Linked DNA regions of Homo sapiens: region 2 is linked to region 1. The links are chromatin loops, found by intact Hi-C in ENCODE. Cell type or tissue: MCF 10A. All regions are shown on one strand.

Region 1 (8,000 bases):
TGCAGGGCTTCCTGCCATTAGCTCCAGCTCCGGAAGAACGCATGCGCCAATTAGAGCATCAAAGCCCTCTCCGCAGAGCTTGTTTCCATAAAATGGAGCGGATCACAAACAATAACAGTTCTCCAGAAACTGCCTCCCTGCTACAGAACTCAACCCCCAAACCCAGACGAACTCCACGCTATACCTTAAGCCACCACTACCATTTTCTTGGCTTATAATTCTTTTGGAGTATGAATAGTGGGTTCTCTATGGACTGTTATGATTTTTAATGTAATGGTACTGTAGTTGAGTTTCTGGCACTGAACAATTGCTGATTTTCTAAACAGTTATATTACTATCAATCTCTGACATCATCAACAAAGAGAATTCATAGGATTCCTCCTCAAATATATGGTTTTAAACATTTTAAAAAATAATTTACAAAGCCAGAACTTAAATTCAATTGTAATATATCTCCTCAAATACAAGATGTGAATGAAATAAAATGACTTCTTTAAATATATATACATGCTAGTTTTAAAATCTGTCTGGTAATTAAAGTAACTTTTTTTTCCCTGTTAGCATGAGATATTTACAATAGGACACAAAGAAAAACACAGGAGAGCTATAGATTCATTCCAGTACACCAAAACCTAGGCCAATCTTGTATCAGAAAAACTTAATCTAGAGGCAGCAGGAATATGAGTGGCTTCCGGTGGCAGTTATCTAGAGCAGGGAGTGAGGATAAGGGTTGGCTTTTTGTTTTGAGGCATTTGGAAGGGTGTATGTATGTTTAAAGCTACCAGGAGAAACTTTTTGCAATGCTTATATTTATCTTTCCATATCCACATCATCCAGAATCAAAAATTGCTCACTTTTCTTCTTCTCCAAGAGAAAAGCACAATTAAAGAGATAAGGGAGCATATGTTTGGAAAACAAAGACCTGAAAGGGCACATAACCCTGAGCTTTCAGGATGGTCTTAAATCAGGACGCAGGTCAAAGATTCCCAAATTAATTCAGGAAGTAATGGTCACGCATTTCTCAAACGCAGATGTCAGAATAACTTAAGTTATTTACTGCTGAGCCCTTTAAAGGAGACAAACTTGGAGAATGTGCAGTTCTTAAACTTGTGCGTTGTTTAGCTCAGAATTAGGCTGGGGAGGTGTAACTTTATGGTAGAGGAAAAGAAGGAAGAAGGATGGAGGTATAGGAGTACATGCAAATGTTTCTTTTTGCCATGAAATAATTCCATTCACATCTGGCTATATTCTCTGCAAAGATGAAACTGCCCAACTGACATAAAATACGACCAAACATCTGGCCACTAAATATTATCCATTTTCCAAGAAGGAAGTTCCTTCTAGTTAGCAAGTGGATTCGCTTACCCTCTACTAGTGATGTGAGCAGGGTAACGTTGGCAGCTTTACGTCTCCCTGCAGGCAGATTTAATCCTATTTTGTCCAGTTTTTCTCTTAAAGATCTTCCTCCATTTTTAGACTTCGCCCTGTTTCACAAATATATGCGAGAAAGGGATTTAGAAAACATTGGGTTGCTCTGCACCACATTAAAATCATTTTGAAAGCTTCCTAAAATGTGCTTTCAAAAACTGAGAAGCTTGGCCCCAAGACATTTAAAGGAGGGAAACCTAGGAATAGTACAGAAGTTCATAGGAGATAAACGCCTGTTAAACTGTAAAGCACCCCCTACGTTCAGTTATTATTGCAACTCTTGTGGCAGGTTGGAAGGTTTTGATTTCCCAACTCTCTAAAGAAGAACCACAAACAAACACAGCCCCATCTCTAGGGTTTGAGGTATTGAGTTCAACTGATTCCTGTATATTTTCTCTGCTGTTACAATCACACCAATCCCAATGGGGTCTTTAAAACTGTCTTTGCAAGATATGCTGTTAGGTTGTTCCGAGTAACCAAAGTTATCATCACTCTCACGTTTCTTGCTCTGGCTCTAGCCCCAAAGGGAAATTCGTTTCGCCAACTGTTTACGTGCCATGTCACCAGCCTAACTGGAAATGTCAAAAGCTGATATCAGCCCTAAAAGTTTCACTGATTTCAGAGACAATGGAGGCAGTTCTAAACAGATGTCTAAATAGAATCCCATAATCAGAAAGTGGTTAAGATAAATTGTTTAAATAAAACAGCAAATTAATTAATTTCAGATTTTATTCCCTACTCAAGTGCTCTTTAATTGTGTGGATTAGATTATACTCCCCTAGGTAAACAGTCTCCAATATTGGGGATGGGGGAAGGGAAGGAAAAAGCAGAGGGCAAGGAAAAGATCTGTGTCAGTGAAAGACTACAAAGGGAAAGCAAAATGACTGTGCAGGAGGAAGAAAAGACTAGAATGGTTGATGTTAAACCCTTCCAAAAAATGATCTTTATAGGCTTTGTGCGGGATATAGCCACTAGAAAGGAACTGTGGGTCTATCAACACATAAGTAAATGAATAACAGTCAAAACAATGAAGTTCTCAGTATTATTAAAGAAGAGAAGAAACATTATCCGGGTAAGTTCAACACAAGCCCCACAACTCACAACGTGCAGTGGAATCCTAGGGGTAGGAAGCCCACAGCAGGGAGAAAACTGCCCTAAGGGAAGGTGCTTTACCTTGCTGACCCTTATAAAATCTTATCTACTAAATGAATCACTCAAACCTCGCAGGGGTGAGGTAAGAATCCCTGGCTATGTATGTAACAGATGCATTCCTTGGTAGTGACTACACACAATGCACGTAAACATGCTCGCACGCAGCCTGGCACACATCAGGGCCTCAGTAAATTGGGAATCATCATCATATGCAAACGCCTATAGTATGGGGGTCTGGAGATGACAGCGACCGGAAAGCATGGCGTGCGGACTCAAGAGGACAACCATTCTCTTCCTTTAGTTAAAAGCCATTCTATTAAAACCCTATACAAGGCACGACCGGTTACCCTCGGAGACCCTACTCAGAGAGGTAAGGCAAAGCGAGGAGCCTGAGAGGAACTTTTCCTGGGCTTGCAAGGTGTGCGCGAAGAGGGAAAAGGTGGCTGTACGGCGCCCCGCGGCTGCAGTGGCCGGGATTGAGCCCGCGGCGGAGCGAGCTGCGCTTGCGCGAGGAGGAGGGCGGAGCGGAGGACTCCGCGAGCGCGCGGCAGCGAACGAAGCGCGCACCAGAACTCGCTCGCGGGAAAGCAGCGGAGAGCGCAGGCGCGCGCCGCATCGCCCGCTCCCCCGCCCCCAGATCCCGCCCACTTGGCTCTACGCTCTTCTCCCCGCCCCCTTTCCTTTCCCGCGTAGGGAGGGCCGCGGCGCGAGGCCTGTTTGCGTCGCCGCCACCGCCCCGGCGCAAGCGCAGTGGTTCCCCCGGCCGCGGGGCGGGGCGGGCGGGGCCGTGCCGGGCCTCACCTCCGGAGCACTCCGCCCAGCAGCGACGCGTTGAGACACTCGGGTGGTGAGAGCCGCCGCTGCACTTCCGCCACCGTGACCTTGTACTTCGAGGTGGAGCTGAGGAGCGAGAGGCGACCCGGAACTGAACAGAAGACTTCGTTGGGGTTCACCACGCCGCCGAAGAGGTTGTCCTTGTTAATAGGGATGGCGGAGACGGCATTGCTGTTGGACTTGGACAGGGACACGGGGCCTGCGGAGACAGAGGGGAGGCCGCGTGTTGGGCGTCGTGGATCACCCCCAAATCCTGCCCGACCCCGGCCCTCATCCCGGCCAGGGCCGGATCCCAGGCTTTGGGCCACAGTCCCCGCTTTTCCGTCCGGCTCTGAAATTCTGTGGCTCTGCTACTTCCCTTCCTCGGGCTCGAGCCCTTCCCTACCTCACCCGGCGGCCGGGAGGCGGCCCTGCCCTCCCCCAGCCAGCCTGGCCTGCGTTTCTGCCTTGACCCTTTCCCCTTCGCCGTCAAGGGTGCTCTCTAGAGATGGGTGGTGAAATTGGTGACCCCTGAGGCGCTGAGCATCCGAGCGGAGTGGGCCCCAGATGAGGTCCAGGACCACGGGTTCAGGGTGCAGGGGAGGGAATTACATTTGCAAACCGAGAGCAAGTTACTTGTACTTCAGGGGTTTTGCTGGGTGGGGTTTTAGTGTCGGGGAAAAACTGCTTCAAAGACCCATTATTAAAATCAGCCGACAATTTAGATGGCTAAAGCACCCTGTAAACGAGCGTTTTAATTGAGGCACCACGCTGGGAAGTGGTGGATTTTGTTGTCCACACCACACGTCCCGTCTTTTTGATAAATAGGCCCTTTCCTATGTTCAATTTTGAAAACGTCTCAGTTTTGGAGATCCATTCCAAGGCCAGTTTTGAACTGCGGAGTGGGGAGGGAAGAACAGGCCTACAGTGGAATACTAGCAATGTGCCCTTTTGTTAAGTAAATACTTAACAGTCCTCTGCTAAAGCGCCTTTATTGGGAAAGTGGGTATATATACTTCCTAGTTAAAACCATAAGCTCTTTATTGCTGGACTCACCACTGTTAGAAAAAAAAAAAATAGAAGACCTGCAGAAAGTATACTAATGCATTACGTTTCTCAGCACCAGTGTAATTCAGATGCATTCACAACCATTTAAGTACAGTATGCATTGTATTTTAAAATTCCATTTGGAGACATCATATGCACACAATCTCATCACAGTGTTCCTTATGCGTTCTTTAATGGGGATATGCTAGAGGTATAGGGAGGTGGGGGGCTCTAGGTTTTGGATAGATCACTTGTGACATTAATAGCTCTGGGGAGGCTAATAGAGACAATAGGAGTTAAACGAACTCTTGAGAGATTACTAATAAAAGAGCCAATTATCATGTCGACTTGGAAAGAGCATCTCTTAAGATTTATCCCTTGCACATCTAATTTGACGTGACAAAGACTTCACAGATGCAAAAATGAAACTTTAAACTAGCTAACAATATACTGATTGGGGTTAGAAATGAGAACAGTTTTATATAGCATCGTCCTCTGGTGGTGCCTAGAATCCTGAAATGTAACATTGCCACCATAACCAAAAAAAAAGCTGCTACCAAGAGTGAATAGCATTTAATTCAGTAAACTTTATTTCTACTCACTAAACACAATACAGATTACAAATCCATGCAAATCACTTGACACTTTTCTAACAATTTCTCCTCTGAACAAGTATGCTAATATTCCTCCCATCTTCAAGATACTAATTTTAACCAAAAGCTAAAATTTTGTTAACCTAATTCACAAAGTTCTAAGACCCTTAAACAGCTAACAAGAAACTAAATTGAAGAACATGAATGTTTTTTTCCTCTACTAAAGAGTGCTTCTTATCATCTGTTCTTACATTAATGTTAAATTATTTGTACTATTTTAGCATTATACACTTCTTAACCTTCATCCAGGCAATGGATTAAACTATCAAACTGTTTCAAAATTGAAATGCCACTTCCAAATCAGTTCAACTACTGTACATTTTGTGTGTTTGTCCAAATATCATTAAACTAAATTAAATGGTCAAATCATGAGTCAGAACAAAGCTAGCCTGTTGGCATTACCAACATACTGAAGGCTGATTATTTAAGCATTGCTGTTCTGTGCCTATCTATTTGCTAATTCTGAGCCTTTAGGAAATCCTATTTGGAAAAAATAAACACATCTCTGCAAGTTCTTTTAAATAGCACTCTGCCTGTAAGGACATGCTTGGAATGCAGAAGGAAATGGCTTACCTTTCTTAATTACAGTTTGATCTGGGATGTTAATACCCGGGTCTTCTACATGCTGCAACAAAAGGATACACATGGATGTAAGTGTATCATCAAAACAAAAGGAAATGAATATTCCCTGCAAGATGGGAGGAGGGGAAGGTGTAGAATCAAAATTCCCCCTCCCGTATAATGACATTTATATATAAACATCTCATCTTGGCTTATTGGAATTTGGGGCTTTGCAACTCAAGAGGTTTCACTGCACACCCATGGCCAATTTCTCCTCCTCCAGCAAATAATCCATGTTTAAAAGGGGTGGAGATGGGGAATAAAACTTTCTTTGGAAATTAAATCAAGTGTTGGAGCACCTAATCATTCTCAGTCAGTTCAACATTTAGAAATGTACCTAGCTTTAGATTGGCGCCTCAGCGGCTTCTGACTTTAGCAATTCCAGTGTTCAGGCAGCGAAAGCCAGGGAAACACAATAGAAATGACAGGGGCGGGAGTAACAGGAGAGTGTTGGAAAAGAAAAGGTTTAGGTAGTATAATAAAGAGCAAACACACACACCTTTATGGAAAACTCCACATAAATTTTTAGAAAGACTACTGCCTAAGCCTGGGTATGATAGGAATATGAAAATGACCAAAACCAAAAAACCTTTGAGCTTGCTTTCCTGTTGTCCAACAGCAGGTTTGTTGTTAGTGTGGGGTGTTTTTCTTTTTCTTTTCTTTTTTTTTTTTTTTTTTACAGATGGATGGGTATACGTGTGCGCACTAGAGTCAAAACGTGATTAGAAAGTAAAATGAAGTCATGTTTTCTAATGCAGAAACTGACAGGCAATATAATGTCTGGCTGTGTTTACAAATTAGCACCAGGGCTGCTGAGATAGAAGATTTTGCAATCATTACCAAACACAGGCATTACCATTTAAAAAACTATTGCTTCCTTCTCTAGTCTTTGTCCAACAATAATACTGATTCGAACATTTTCCATTCTGTCTTGGATTTATGCTCCTGTTAATTGTGCCTGATCGCAATGATTCCGGGTGGATGGTACTAAGTTGCTTTATTACAGGTTTTATTATACTCAATGCTCTCATTTGTAACTTGCCTAAAGTGCTTCTGGATTTAAGTATAATTAAATTGAGAAATGTTCAGAAATGACTACTGCTGCAGTTCTTGTGTTTTAACTATATGGGGAAATATGATCCCTTTATGCATGCACCCTAAACCCATAAAGTAAATGTAGTGTGGCATAATACTTTTATTTGTGTTATTTCTAGACCTTGTCCATACAGGGAAGACTGTTAAGTTTAAAACCCCACTGAGATATTAATGATTAAATAATTTTCACCATCGATTTGATTTTCTTAAATATTTAGCAGTTATACTTACTAAAGGTTAACTGTTGCAGCAATGGGAAAAAATTGAAAACAACCTTTTTCTTGACCCAAATTCCTTTGAAAGAATTTTTTTCTTAAAAGATGGGGGAGGGAGAGGGAAAAACAGCAACTGGGTTTCCTTGTTTTTGTTTAATCTTTTAGTTAGTTTCTCCTACTGACCAATTTTGCCACAAAGAGTGAGTATACAGGTGTTAAGAATTCACCTTGAAATTTTTGCAAAGTAGAGCAATTCTCATTCACAGTAGTTCCAAAAGCTTGCAACATTATTTTGCAATTCAAATATTTTCAAAGAACAAGCAAGGAAAAGATTCAGAGTGCTTTGGGAAAGGGAACTAAAATAATCATAACTCCCAGTTCATGTTTAAATTGCTCTTATATAAATTAGTGCTCCTCTCACTTCCAAAAAAATGCACTGTTAAGTATCAGTTTCTAAAAACATGTAAGTATGAACACACATATACAGACATACAGTGCTCACTAAACCTTATACTGGATCAAGTGCCCACTTTCCTGCCTTCCATGCAAGGGCTGCTAAACATAACCAACAAATTTCAGTGACTAACTGGGCCAAATGAGAGATGTAATAAATTTTCTATTTTCCTACGGAACTTAAATAATGTTTTAAATTCACCAAGCAAGGAGGTAAGTTCATCTGACCATTTTCCTTACAATCTAATGTAGTAATCATTAAACTGTCAACGGACATACTGCTGCAATATTTGATGCAGTAATTTGAAATAGCATTTTAGTAAAAATCACATCCAGATACATTTCCTCTCCAAAGAAAAGCAGCTTTAACAGAAGCCTTTACAGCTTTAATAAAATTATTGGCTTGCTCTAATTCCATTTCAGGAGGGTTGTGAGGAAACCATAAATATATAGAATTGAAGCAGAGGTACTGGTTTAAGTTTAATTCCAGAAAGTATTTTCAAATTATCAATAGCCTGGTTTG
Region 2 (8,000 bases), 760 kb before region 1:
CAAGGCAGGCAAACAGTAACATCAGGTGCCATGAGTTGACAGGTCTTGTTTCTGAATACCCAGGACTCCTTGAGGGTATGCAGAAATAACTCACAGCATTGTGGGGGAGGAGGTTATAATGGCAAGAAAGTGTGTACACCAGACACATGCAGGTCCTGAAAATGGAGATGTTTTCTATTAATGTAATGACATATAACTCTGTCACTAAATTTGTAAGTCTCAACAAAGATGAAAATCTTCTGAAAAAATATAAATCTCCCCCAAATGAGCCAAAGAAACAACAAGAAGAAAACTGCAATAACCAAGAAAGAAACTGAACATACTATCAAAATTATTTCAAAAAGGCTCTATACAAGAGCAATTTGTTAGTGATTACTATATAATATTTTTCAAAAATGAAATTATTCTCATGGTATTTAAATATTTCCTGATCACAGAAAGGTAATTTTTACAGAAGTAGTATAATCATAAAATCCAAACCAAATATAGATTAAAAAGTAATGATAGCTCCAACTCACCTATTACTAAGTCATATTTTAAACCTTAATAATTATTAGGGAAAGTATTTGGTAGTGTAACAAAAGAATTTTCTCTCTCAACCAAGGAGGTTTCGCTTCAAAACACAAAATTATTTCAGTATTGGTAAATATGTTACCATAGTATCTACATCAATAAGTTGAAAGGAAAATATATTCTGAAACCTCAACAAAATTAAAAAGATATTCAACAATATTCTAAAAATACTCTTCATTAAATTCTTAAGAAAAGTTGCCAGGCATGGCTCACGCCTATAATCCCAGCACTTTGGGAGGCCAAGGCGGGTGGATCACTTGAGGTCAGGAATTTGAGACCAGCCTGGCCAACATGGTGAAACCCTGTCTCTACTAAAAAAATAAACACACACATACACACAAAATTAGTTGGGCATGATGGCAGGCATCTGTAGTCCCAGCTACTCCGGAGGCTGAGGCAGGGAGAATTGCTTGAATCCAGGAGACAGAGGTTGCAGTGAGCCAGGATCGCGCCATTGCACTCCAGCCTGGGTGACAGAGCAAGACACCATTCAAGAAAAATAAATAAATAAATAAATAAATATAAATAAATTCTAATAAAAGTAGAAAGAAAGGGATTCTTACTTAACACAAAAATGATTATTTACCTTAAATCAAGAGCCAACATAATTCCCTAGCAACGAAACACAGGAGAGACTTCAATTTAAATTAAAGAGCAAGTAAGTGATATTTGATATCACTTGTGCTGTTTAAATGTGTTATAAAATTATGGAAAATTTCATTCAATGAGACATGAACTGAAAAGAAGGAATAAAATCACTGGAGAATAAGAGGTGGGCAGGAATTGCCTTATTCTTCCAGAAAACTAAAGGGCATAAATAGGAAAAAAAAAAAAAAGGTCTATTTTTGCTTTAGCAGCAGAGTACAAAAAAGAAATCAGATACAACACAAACATCCTGCTAAATCAGTAATTTTTCTATTTAAGAGAAAAAGCAGTTAAATGATCTAATGTAAATAAAGATTTCATTTAAAGTAAATTTAAAATAACTAGGGTGTATCTTAAAATGTATCCAATCTATATAAGGAATACAATGCCATTTCCTTGAGAGACTTACAAAAGAAAATATTAATTGATTAATATGCTTGGAATACAGAATGCAAGTTATAAATGTTTTGGGGATTAATGTACCTGAATTAGAAGATTATCTTTAAAATAGATTCACAAATTAAGTTATACAAGCAGTTCTCACCCTACACAGTACTCGGTTAACTAAAACGTATGTATATGAGAGCAAAATCCTTGCTTTGGTATGAATTTCAATTAACTGTGCCAAGGGAGAACTGCTTTTAGTTTTAAAGCAAATCCCATTAAAATCCTGATGACATTTTTCTTTATAACCCTGACGATATGGTCCTCTTAGTTCACCTAAAAGAAAAAATAGGCAAGCATATGTAATAACTTTCAAGTAGACAGCTGGATCCAAAGTCTGTAGCTTGGGGGAAAAGTCTGGAAAAGTGATATAAATCTGAGAGCCATCATCACCTAGATGGTGTGTCAAGTCCAGGAAGACAATGTTAAGATTGCTGAGAGTTGACAGGGAGAAGACAACAGGACAACAGTTCTATGGACGATGGTCAGACATTGACAGTGAGGACTGTATGACTATACACAACAAATTAGGACTTATGACTATAAACAACAAATTAAGAAATATTAAAATATTACAGTCTATAAGCATTGATAATGGACATGATAAACTAGCCCCCAAATAGGTCCTAGTGTGTGTAGGTTATGTATGTATATATGTTTGTGTATATATGTATGTATATATGTTTATGTGTATATATACACACATAAAGGTGTGTGTGTGTGTGTGTGTGTGTGTCTATCTTTAATATCAGAGAGAAGCATGACTAATAGAGAAGAGATTCTTCACTGGATTCTCATGATACCACACACCAAAATAAATTCCTAGGTATGTCAAAGTTTTAAATGTTTGAAGTAAAGCTATTTTTACAAATTAGCAATGTTTTTAGACTATTTAATTTTGGAGAGGAAAAAGACTTAAGAATCATAAAAGCAATGAAATTCTGAAAGACTTCAGAAAGAAAAACTTCAGTTACTAAGAATTAAAGCTCACTTAAAAAAATCATAGTTCTTACTGAAAGGTCAGTGACAACGGAAAACATGTTTGTAACAAAAAAAATTATAGCAACAGAAAAATAGTATAGCTGAGGTCTATAACGATCTCTGATAAATTTTTAAAAATCACTAACAATCAAATACAAAAAAAAAGCAAGTATCATAAGTGAATAATTCACAGAAGAAATGCAAATAGGCGTTAAATATGTGGAAAACTTTAGGTTCATAGCAATAAAAAATACAGATTAAGATAATAGCAACTTATTTCAAATTAGCAAAGGTAATTTTTTTAAAAAAGAATGATGCTCAGTGCTGGCAATGTTGAGTTAGAATGTTTACTTCCCTATGCTGCTAGTGATAATATAAGCTATTGCATTTCTAGAGGGTAGTTTGATATTAGGTCTTCTAGATTTCTGGATCTTTTGACTCAGTGATCATACTTCCAAAAAATGAACCTAAGAAATGTATCATGTATGTGAACCAAAAATTACATATAAAATGTTGTTTATAATTTTTAATGGCGTAAAGTTAAGAGGAAAAGTACTTAGATATTCAATAATGAGAAATAAATTATATCGTTGTTGGTACTTCCATACAATGGACTATTATACAAATATTAACATAGTTTCATAGATCCTTTAATAATCCTGGAAAATGCTCTAGGCATATTGGAATATACATATATATATTTCTAAGGATTGCCCAAATCACAAACATTCGCAATTTTCTCAATTCTGTGGAATTTTTCTCAACTGAGTATGACTGTGATGAATACCTCTAATATTTTAAGTCCTTTCCTGGGGAAGATACACTGACATTAGCTATACCATCACGCACATGCCTTTGCTAGTTCCTTTTTCTCTACAAGGCCTCTCACCATCATCCACAGAACTGTTGTCCTGTTGTCTTCTCCCTGTCAACTCTCAGCTCTCTCTTAATATTGTCTTCCTGGACTTGACACACCATCTAGGTGATGGTGGCTCTCAGATTTATATCACTTTTCCAGACTTTCCCCCAAGCTACAGACTTTGGATCCAACTGTCTATTTGACAACTGCACATTGACATCCATTAGGCATCTCAAATTTAAAATGGATGGAATGGAATACCGATATAGTATGACCGAAATTTTGGTGAGATTATGGATCATTTTTATTTCCTCCTGTATAGTTTTTGTATACTCTCCAACATATCCTAGGACGAGCATGTATTACACTTCGACTAGTATTACATTTAGAATCAGATATGCAGTAAACATTTTTCCAAAATAAATATCTATCTCAAGAAACAAAGGTCCTCACTTTGAGGCACATGAGTATATTTGTCTAATTTAAGAAAGAAATCCTGTTTCTTTAAATTCAAGTTTTGTGTTGGAGCTGCCACTGGGAGGTTGTGCTGAATTTCCCCCATTAAGCAATTTCCTAAGGAGAAACCACCTGATCAAGCACTCATTGCACCATTTCTTCAGATTTTTAATTTCAAAACATTTCACTTGGCAGAGGCAGACCAGGGAGTCCTGTCAGTGACTGCTGGTATTTGGCAATGACAGTGGAAACACAGGAAGGAACCAAGCACAGAGCAAGCCAGCACACTTTAATCAGCTCCTAGCATTGCAAGAGCCAAGATTGACAAGGGCCTCACACCCCTAGGTATAAGCAAAGTGACACACTCCAGTGTAGCTGTGAGGTTTTATAGCAGTGTTATCACTCAGAGAACAGAGACATAAATGCAGAGGGGTTGGAAGAAAAGCACATAATGTTTTCACACACTAAGCTTAATTTCAATATTGTTTCACGCTCCTGGGGTTTTGTTATGAATGACTGTAAAACTACATCGTTTTGAAAATTAGCGGATTGCAAGGAAATTGCATCTTTGATGACGCTGGTGCAATGGGTTGATATACTGGTAGCTTGGCCTCACACCAGGGCATGCTAAGTTGGCCCTAGTTTCAGAGAAAAGATCTGAAGAAAATGACAAAAGATAACAGAAAAGTTTTTTTTTTCTTTTGCATCCAGTACAAACTAAATTTAAAAAGAAAAAGAAAAAACAAAACAAAGGAAGAAAAAAAAAGAAATGCACAATGCCAATAATATTCTAAGGAGTTATGCCTGTAATTTAAAAGTAGCTCTAGGGTATTTCTAACTTACATGACCAGTCTGTGCTGTATGGGGGTAGGGTGACACATGTAGCATTTGAACTTGACAGCATTAGACAGATAATGTTTCTATAATCCCCCTCATTTCTGAACAATTTCTTGTTGTATGATATATTGTTTCTACAGCTGTTCTACATTCAGTGGCCATAAAACCATCCATTTGTGTAATCTCAGGGCAAAAAGCACCACAAAGAGAAGCAATGGGACTGGGAAAATGATCCATCTTCATTTATGCATTTAAAATTTTTCTCACTGTGATAGCCTGGTGAGGTGGATATCTTCTTTTGAAAACCACAGAGAGCCAGCTGCCTCTTCCTAGTCCAACAAACATCAGTACAGACAATAACATTAAGGATTCATAATCCCACATAGAAGTACATGACATTATCCTAACTAAATTTTGTCTTTTTACATCCCCAAGACTTATTAATACATGGGATAAAAAGCTATGGGAGCTCCAGCTTCCACAGTGTGTGTGATGGATATTGTATTCCAGCTGTTCCATTTGGAGGCTTTTGTCCCAGATTCATCAAGTTCTGGTAGAAATAAACAGAATGTGAGTATCTGATTCTCATAGTTTTTCTAAGCATAGTTTTCTCATTTCTCCTTTCTTAAATGCCAAAAAGATTACTTAAATCACAAACATTATCAATTTTCTCATTTGTATGGAATTTTATCTCAGCTGAGTATGTTTTACCTCCAGACTGTGATAAATACCTCAAATATTTTAAGTCCTTTCCTGTGGAAGATATGCTGGCATTAGCTATACCATCATGCCCCTGCCTTTGCTAGTTTCTTTTTTCTTTACAAGACCTCTGACCATCGTCCATAGAACTGCTGTTCTGTTGTCTCCTCCCTATCAACTCTCAGGCTTCTCTTAACATTGTCTTCCTGGACTTTAAACACTTTATATCACTTTTCCAGACTTTCCCCCAAGGTACAGACTTTGGATCCAACTGTCTATTTGACAACTGCACATTAACATCTATTAGGCACCACAAATTTAACCTGGCAGGGATACAACTATTGGCTTCCACCCCATCCCGCTCCTTTGAGAAGGAAGTTCTCAGGCCTTCATCATCACTGCAGCAAATGGTGAGACATCTACCAGTTGCTCAGACCTAACACCTGGGTGCCATTTTGCATTTCTTTTTCCTTCACATTCTAAATCCATCCAATCTATAAAAGCTAGTTCACAGAGACCCTTGGAATAGCTCTTTAATTCTTTAAAATTGCTCTCCTGTTTCTCTGCTCCTGTCCAAAGAGTCCAAAGAGATACTTTAGAGTGTCTGGTCACTGAAGCAATCTGCTTCCTGGTCACTGCATGCTATGCTGAGATCAGCTGCTGATGTAACTGACAACATGGTTCTCTGCATGGTCAGAGGTGAGTGAGGGACTGTAGATAACTCAGCCATCCCTCAACTCTTATTGATACTGCATGACCCGTCTAAGTTTCTGCCATTATCTTTCTTCAAGCCCTGGCCTTGTGATTCTATTGAATTGTTTTCAAATTCACCTACTCTTTTCTCTGTCATCTCAATTTTATTATTGAGCCCATGGAGTAAATTTTCATTTCGCATAGTTTTTAGTTCTGAAATTTTCACTTGCTTCCTTTTTATATTTCTACTTCTCTACTGAAAGTGTCTATGTTTCCATTTATTCCAGACTTTACCTTTACTTCATGAAGGATGATCAACATAGATGATTTAAAGGCTCTCCAACACACGAGTCACCTGAAAATTAGCATCTGTTGATTATGTTTCCCATAAAAATTGGTCAGATTTTCCTGGTTTTTGTATATCGAGTAACTTTGGATTGTACCCTTGACTTCTTAGATACCTCTGGAGAAGGAGGATGTTTGCTTTTTGTTTGTTTGTTTTAGCAAAACAATCAACCCAGGTAGTTCTACTTCTGCGTCATCTTTTGGTGGTGGTTCCAATGGCAGTTCAGTTCTCTTTGACATTGCTATGCTGTTTGGATCTCCTGCATGCATGTGCCATCAGTTTGGTCTACAATTTGGGCTTTATTGTTCACTTCCCAAAGCCTTTGCTGTTGTTCTTTGGATTTGTTCCATGCATACACAAGTTGGTGGTGAGCTCAGAATTGTGTCAATTCATACACAATATACCTCCCACCCCAACATACAAACACATCTGAACACCCTCTTCATGCAACAGCAAAGCCCATTTATTCTGGTTTGTCTATCCAGAGCTAGAGATTTTCTCTCAGGGCTTTTGAGGCCTCTTCTAGATATCTCATATACATATAATGACATAATATATAGTGTACTGACTTTAATTGCTGTATAACAAATTACTACAAACATAGTAGCTTAAAACAATACCCATTTTTCCTCACAGTCTCTGTAGGACAGAAGCCCAGGCCAGTTAGGTCCTCTGCTCAGGGTCTTCACAGGCTATAATCAAGGCGTCAGCCAGACTGTGTTCATATCTGCGGCTTGACTAGGGAAGAATCCATTTCCACATTTATTCAGGTTTTTGAAAGAATTTGGTTCCTTGTGGTTGTAAGACTGAAGTCCACACTTTGTTCCTGGCTGTCAGCGGGACACTGCTTATATCTCCTTGAGTCCTTGCCACAGGGTCCCCTCCATAGGCAGCTCGAAACAGATTCCTTCAAGGTCAATAAAAGGATCTCTATCACTCAGAACCTCTCTTTTCATACAAGATCTGGACTCTCTTTACTAGGGCCCACCTAATTAGCTCAGACCCACTCAGGGTGATTTCCCATTTGATTAACCTAATTACATTTGCATAATCTCTTTACCTTTGCCATATAACATAACCTAAGCACAGCAGTGACTATCCCATCACATTCACTGGTCCGTTCTAAACCCAAGAGTGGGGATTACAAAGGGTCTGTGCACCAGGAGGAGGAATTTTAATGGCTACCTTAGAATTCTGCCTACCACAGTGATATTTTGCATATGACTTCCTTCAGTTAGCAAAATGTTTTTGAGGCTCATCTGTCTTCTATTAGGTATCAGTAGTTCATTTCTTTTTATTGGTGAATAAAATGAATAGACTACATTTTGTTAATTACCAGTTGATGAAAATTTAAACTATTTCTATAATTTTGGCTATTATAAATAATAACTTTACAAACATTTATGTAAATGTTTTTCTTTTTCTTAAGTAGATGTCCAGGGGTGGAACTTCTGGGTTGGACAATAA

The links. Hi-C counts contacts between places; a loop is a spot of excess contacts. Peaks named below come from ENCODE experiments on the same cell type or tissue, not always from the same donor. Only the 100,000 strongest peaks of a DNase experiment are listed, where the experiment ranks them.
Region 2: a loop joins it to region 1, with 3 times the contacts of the local background. A loop is called at or near these places in 3 of 110 quality-filtered maps.

The regions. Positions count from the first base shown.
Region 1 is chr6:10,401,127-10,409,126 of GRCh38, forward strand. It overlaps TFAP2A (transcription factor AP-2 alpha), which reads right to left. Exons shown (of 7, transcript NM_001372066.1): 3 at 5,667-5,718; 4 at 3,382-3,613; 5 at 1,366-1,484. TFAP2A-AS2 (TFAP2A antisense RNA 2) reads left to right here and starts at 3,376. Exons shown (of 1, transcript NR_145448.1): 1 at 3,376-6,801. RefSeq lists enhancers at 1,918-3,117, 3,030-3,324, 3,120-3,737, 3,548-3,657 and a silencer at 3,038-3,417. In MCF 10A, a CTCF peak has its summit at 3,007; DNase peaks (open chromatin) are centred at 2,705, 3,275, 5,605 and 6,595.
Region 2 is chr6:9,642,354-9,650,353 of GRCh38, forward strand. No RefSeq gene overlaps it. Among named protein-coding and RNA genes, the nearest start is that of TFAP2A-AS2, 760 kb to the right of the region's middle. RefSeq lists an enhancer at 5,651-6,850. In MCF 10A, no CTCF peak of the experiment used is centred here; a DNase peak (open chromatin) is centred at 4,198.